Regions from separate parts of the Homo sapiens genome. Here region 2 is linked to region 1. A link is a loop called in an ENCODE intact Hi-C map of the cell type or tissue named here. Cell type or tissue: endothelial cell of umbilical vein. All regions are shown on one strand. Each heading gives the region's core, and the rest is flanking DNA. Links, peaks and the distances in the headings are about the cores only.

Region 1 (2,912 bases), core at 254-2,753:
GAGAGGGAACGGTGTGGTGAGAAGCTGGTAGAATGCAGCAGTGTGGAAAGTGAGAAGCATTGGAATGTGGCTGGAGCATGGAGGACAGACAGGGAGGAGGGAGGGGGGCTGGGAGAAGGGAGAAAGCAAGGGCAAGTCAGAGATGAGGCTTCAGAGGTCATGAGAGGCCTCAAAAGCCATGCTAAAGAATTTGCACTTGATGTGCAGGTAATGAGCAGCTGTTGAATGATACAGATCAGATTTGTCCTTTCAAAATATTTATTAGCACACTTTTAAATGTAGAGGACAGAAAAACATTTACATTTGCTTCAGCAAAAGGAAAGGCTTATCTGAGGAATACTGGGAATCCAAGGAATCCAAGGAGTAACTGAGCATCCAAAAAGAGCAAAGCAACAGAGCTAGGGAGGGGGAGCACAGTGGTGCTGCCTCATTCATCGCCCGCTGCTGCTTCTTTGGGCTTCTTCCTCTCCACTTGCTCTTTCTGTTTCTCCAGCTTACACTAATGGACACCCAAAGCTTCTGAATTTTAAGCTCCCAGTCTTGACAATCCAGAGACAGACTGGCCCAATTCTCTTGTTTCCAAATTCAAAATTCCAAGGAAGAAGACGTATAGGCCCAGCTTTAGTCTAGGAGCTCATCTCTGGACCAAGGAGCTGGGGCCAGGAAGCTCTGTGCATTCCAACGGGGCAGCTGCTGCTGCAGCCACTGAATGGGAAGGAGAGTGCGTTCCCAGAGATGGAAGGCAGGGCTGCTTTCTAGATTAGCCACGCATCCTTGCAGCAGCCTCCATGGACTGATGGATGGGAAGACTGGAGGCACAGACCCAGTGTGGAGATGGCTGCGTGTGTATAGCTTGTGCCTGAGGCCAGTTGGGAGATGTGCAGTCTCCACTGAGACCAAGAACTACCCAACTGCACTGGCCACTGGCCCAGGGCAAGCTCTGGCTCTCCATTAGTCCCCATGGGCCAGAGGACAGGTTGCTCCCCTGGTGTTCTTTATTCAAAACTATAACTGCTGGCAGGCTCTGCTCTCATGTATGAATTTCCAATCAGCATGCTTTTACTCAAATTGTTCTTTTGTTTCATTGTGTTACTAAAAAAAAGTCTGACAGGTTGGCATGCTTGTTTATGTGAATGTCTGGAACTGCAATTTCTTGTATGTTCATGCAGGATCACTATATAGGCTACCGTTTATAATATTCTCGGAAACAGTCAGTATTTAAAAATATTTTCTTAAATTAGTGCTGAAGTGTGAGATGTAAACCTTTTTATTAATGAATAATTTACCTCCCTTCAATTCTCCATCAGGTTTAAATTTCTGCCATTAGACTCTACATAGAACAGTATGTATGCAATTACACGTTTAACCACTAGATGGCACCATACATCTTTTATTCTAATTATCTCAATAACTTAAATGGGATTTGCGTTTTTGTTTTTGTTTATTGCTTTCCACAGAGTTAATGATATTTTCGCACTGGTTATTGAACATTCATTAGTGTCACTACTTATTTGTGATACTGCCTTTAACCATATACTAAATTTTTAAGTGTGCTAGACAATATTTCCTAGGAATTTCTTTCCTTTATCTGTCAATCCTTACTATAAAACCACGCTGTTTTAATTATTTTTGTTTTACAATACCTTCTAAAACCTGCTGTCACCAGTATTCATCTTCAATTATGTTTTTGTTTTCAAAATATTTTTTATCCATTAATTTATCCAAATGAAATTTAGGTTTATTTAATCAGTTTTTTTAAAAAAATTCTACAATGGCACTTGTATTGGAATTGCTAATAAATTTAAAAATAGCAATAACAATAGATATAAGTCAATTTGGAAGGAAGTTCCAACTTTGCAGTATTTATTTCCTTCAGCAAAATGAATGCTTTGAAACAGTGATGTAGACAACTGCATATACATAGTTTTTGGCGTGTGTGTGTGTGTGTGTGTGTGTGTGTGTGCATGTGCAGAATAAAGTAATATATAGAGATATAGAGAGAAGCATATTCAAACATACATTATAAAAGATGAAAAAAATGGAGGGGATATTTTCACATCTAACTAACTATAGGTAGATTGGCTAAATTTATTATTATATAATTCAAATGGGATATTTTGCTCCATTAAACATAATGATTTCAAATGATATATACAGCATGGTAACATATTTGTTTAAAAAATAGAGACAGAAGAAAACGGGTAGTAAGCTAACTTATTCTCTCTGAGAGGTAAAATTATAACTAACTCCTAGTCACTTAATGCTTTTCAGAATTTTTTACATTTTCTATACTGACATGTATTACTTTCATAATCAAAAAAGAAAGGCAAACTTCTAAGCCTTTAAAACAGTTGAGCTTTATGGAAATTTCAAAGATATACCATTTTCTTATACAGATTGATTTATTGCTCAATTTTTCATAACAATTACTAATTCAATAAATACATCTAGTGATATTCAAAGTAAGGAGAACTTCCATAGCTAGGAGAGAAACTTTATGACCTGTGCATGTCCCCTGCTAGAGCCTCAGGGAGTTGATATTATAACATGTTGCAGGTCACAGTGGTTAGAAGTGTTTATGCAGGACCCTTCACCTCCACTTCTCTCGATATGTCCAACCTCTCAGGCTTCCCAGTCTTCGCCTTCTAGTAAGTGACAAAAATCAGAGCTTCTCAAACTTTCTGGTCTCCAGGCCCCTCTTAAAAATTGGCTATCCCCAAAGGACTTTTGTTTATCCAGGCTATATCGATTAACATTTAACATATCCAAAATTAAACAGAAAGTCCTAAATATTCATTTTATTGATTTAAGTTAAAAGAATAGTTCCATTACAAGTTAACATAAATAATACTTTTTATGAAAAAGACTGTGTATTCCAAAACAGGAAAAATAACAAGAAAAATGCCATTGTT
Region 2 (2,912 bases), core at 118-2,617, 700 kb after region 1:
CAAACTGTTCAGTAAGTTTCTGCTAGTCCGAAACAGGATTCCACGTCCTAAATCCTATTCGGCTGCCGGGCCTGGCTCTGAAAGAGCAGCGGACAGAGGCTGCGCGCTTAGGCCAGAGCCCAGGCCGCGGCCCTTTTCAACTGATGCTGGGGTCGGGGGTACTCAGAACTGCCTGGACCCCAGCTGGGACCTGCGGCCTGAATTGGGCCTGGACTTCCTTCTAGTCTCGCCCCACAGCCTGCTTCTCGGCCTGGACCTCTGACCTGGATCCCCAACTGTGACAGCCCCGGGCGCCGCCGCCCGCCCGACGGCAAAGCAGTAGAGCCCCGGCCCAGGCCTCAGGAGCGACCCCGCACCCGGGCGAGCTCCCGGACGCCCGTCCCCGCTGCTCTGGGCTCGGGTGCACCAGGGCCAAGCTGCAGCCTAGCCTGTGGGGGCAAGACCGGCCTGCCTCCCGCCGCCGCAACGCGCTTTGTTCCCGCCTCTGTCTACCCCGACGGGCGGCGTCCACCCGGAAGGTTGAGAACCCAGGCCGCAGCATCTCCCAGCCCGAGCAGCACCCGCCGCCGGCACGCTCAGCCCCGAGGGACATTGAAAGTTAGTTAAGATGGCGCGGATTGCGAGTGGCGGGAAGACACGAGCCAGAATACAGTGCTAGCCGCACGCTCGTCTTCTTCTTTCGTCCTCTTTTTGAAAATACACTGTTAAAAACTGAGGAAATCTGAGTTTACGGAGAGGAATCGCCGTTCCTCTCAGGCTATCCCCTGACCCCTGCCCTCAGGAGAGAAAAGGCAACTCTCTTCTAACAGGAGACGCGAACTTTGATTCCCAAAGGGCCTGCCAAATCCAGCCTCTGATTTCCTTTGAACAGCCTCAGCCTCTCAGACGCACTGACAGTGTCATTTCACCAGACACCCAAGACTTCTTGGAAGCGAGGAGAAATGATCATGTTTTAAAGGGACAAGACAGCACAATGCCTCCGAGAGGAGCGCGAAGCTGCAAATTTACCTCACGCTGACTCAGTCCACGCAGCAGATGGTGGCGGAGCTGCAAGGGAAACGACCTCCCCAATTTTTTAAAAATACTTCCTAATATCAACCAAAGCGCGTCTTTCAGAACAAGGCACTACGTTCCTGTGAAATCTATCCTCGGCTCCTAAGAGCTTCGTTTACGCACATGACACCGACTCTTTTGCTCACGGTGACTGTCCCGAGGGCGGCGGGTAGCGCCGGGCAGCGCCGGGCTCCAGGGCTCCCGCGCTCCAGTGGCCCAGCCTGGGCGGAGAGCAGAGCGCGGCCCCCGCGGCCCCGCGGCCTCGAGCCCCGGCACCCCCCTGGCTCCCCGGCCCTGCGCCCCACCGACCGCACGTGCTCCTCCTCCTCGGCGGGAGTAGGCGGCGGGGTCGGAGGAGCGCAGCCGGGGTCGGGTGGGTGATGACACGAATGCACTGCTCCACTTCACTCGCCACACATGCACCGTGTCTTGTACTTTTGTCCTCTTACTTAGTTCTTAGATGTGAGGAGGGGAAAGAAACACAAAGGAAATTCAGTCCTCGCTTTTTTATGTGGCAGACAAAACTCCACGGAACGCCGTCTAGTGGCGGAATTGTCCAGGGAAGGCAAGTTAGTTTTATCCTCCCACGAATTTTCATTTTAATTAGAAATTTGAGGCCTCCTTACATCTGTCAAACTGCAGAAAGGACACAGGACAATGTCTATGTAAAGGTAAATTTAGTCCTGTAACCTGAGGCTGGCCCAGACTAAGCAAGAATGTGGAACCATTTTCCGCCTCTTGCCTGGATCACCTCTCTTTGGAGACAAAAGTACAAAAATCGCTTCTCCACGAGGTAAAGAGTTCTGCGGACTTCACTAGACGCAGCGCCCTCCAGGTTGGGATTTCGCATTTCTGCATTTGTTCCCCAGGTGTGAATCTGGCAGGGATAGGACTGGCATAAGATTCCACTACAGAAGGGATAGAGCAGTGCCCCTACCCCCAGCCCAGATGCCTCCCAGAAGCAGTTTTAAGCTCAGTGGTTAAAAAACGACCCTTTCGCGAGTTTGTTCTACGTGTCTTTCGCCACCCTACCCCTGCCCAGTCTTCGGAAACCATCCACTCAAGAAATGTAGGCTGTTCTGTGTCTGCGTTTACAGATTCGCCACTCACCTCCAAGGCCTCGTATGTACAACCAGAATTTACTAAATCTGCGGTCAACATCCTATTTTGACATGCATTTAAATTACACCCTACTTTTGGCCAACGCCTCCCGCCTTACTCTGTGAAATTTAAAGAAATTCTTAACTCCTTATTTAAAGAACCTCCTTTTCCTGTTCGCATTATTTCCAACTTCAGAGAGAATCAGATAAATATGATGAGAAAAGTGCATATGTTTTCCTGAAAAAAGAAAATGAGCGCAGAAAAGTGAGACTTGGCTCATAGGTAGCTAAATAATTATAAATAAGAAGAAAAAAGTAGCTCCTGGAAGTACTATAAAACAAATTTAAGGGGGGAATGGGAGGTGGCTTCCATTAAACAGGCTGCCCATATTGGAGTGGGGACGGGCTAGTCTTCCTTAACCCTTAAATATCATCACCTATAATAATTAAATTATTTTCAAACTGTAAACTGCTTTCAAACACCATAGTTAGCGTTTTTACCAGGTTTATTTTACTTGTTATACACAGACGATACAAACGAGCAAAAAACAAAACGTTTCTCAATGGAGTGTGTTCTTGTATAAATTATTCAGTTCACAGACAAAACGAAACAAATATAAAAATCACAACATTAGATTTACAGAAGAGCCAAAATATACACACGTTTAGACCCTGAATTCCTATTAGGAAAAATCCCCCCATGGACTGGAATCTAGATTGAATATTGTGTATGATGCATATTTCACATTAATTTTTAAA

The links. Peaks named below come from ENCODE experiments on the same cell type or tissue, not always from the same donor. Only the 100,000 strongest peaks of a DNase experiment are listed, where the experiment ranks them.
Region 2: a loop joins it to region 1, with 4 times the contacts of the local background. A loop is called at or near these places in 5 of 110 quality-filtered maps.

What each region holds. Positions count from the first base shown.
Region 1 is chr2:162,122,465-162,125,376 of GRCh38, reverse strand. The region is part of intron 1 of LOC101929532 (a long non-coding RNA gene); the gene reads right to left. Among named protein-coding and RNA genes, the nearest start is that of GCG, 28 kb to the left of the region's middle. In endothelial cell of umbilical vein, for the core only: a CTCF peak has its summit at 1,379 (motif pointing right); a DNase peak (open chromatin) is centred at 1,376.
Region 2 is chr2:161,425,600-161,428,511 of GRCh38, reverse strand. It overlaps TBR1 (T-box brain transcription factor 1), which reads right to left. Exons shown (of 6, transcript NM_006593.4): 6 at 2,642-2,912. Among named protein-coding and RNA genes, the nearest start is that of TBR1, 11 kb to the right of the region's middle. In endothelial cell of umbilical vein, for the core only: a CTCF peak has its summit at 1,605 (motif pointing left); no DNase peak of the experiment used is centred there; H3K27me3 peaks cover 2,270 bases.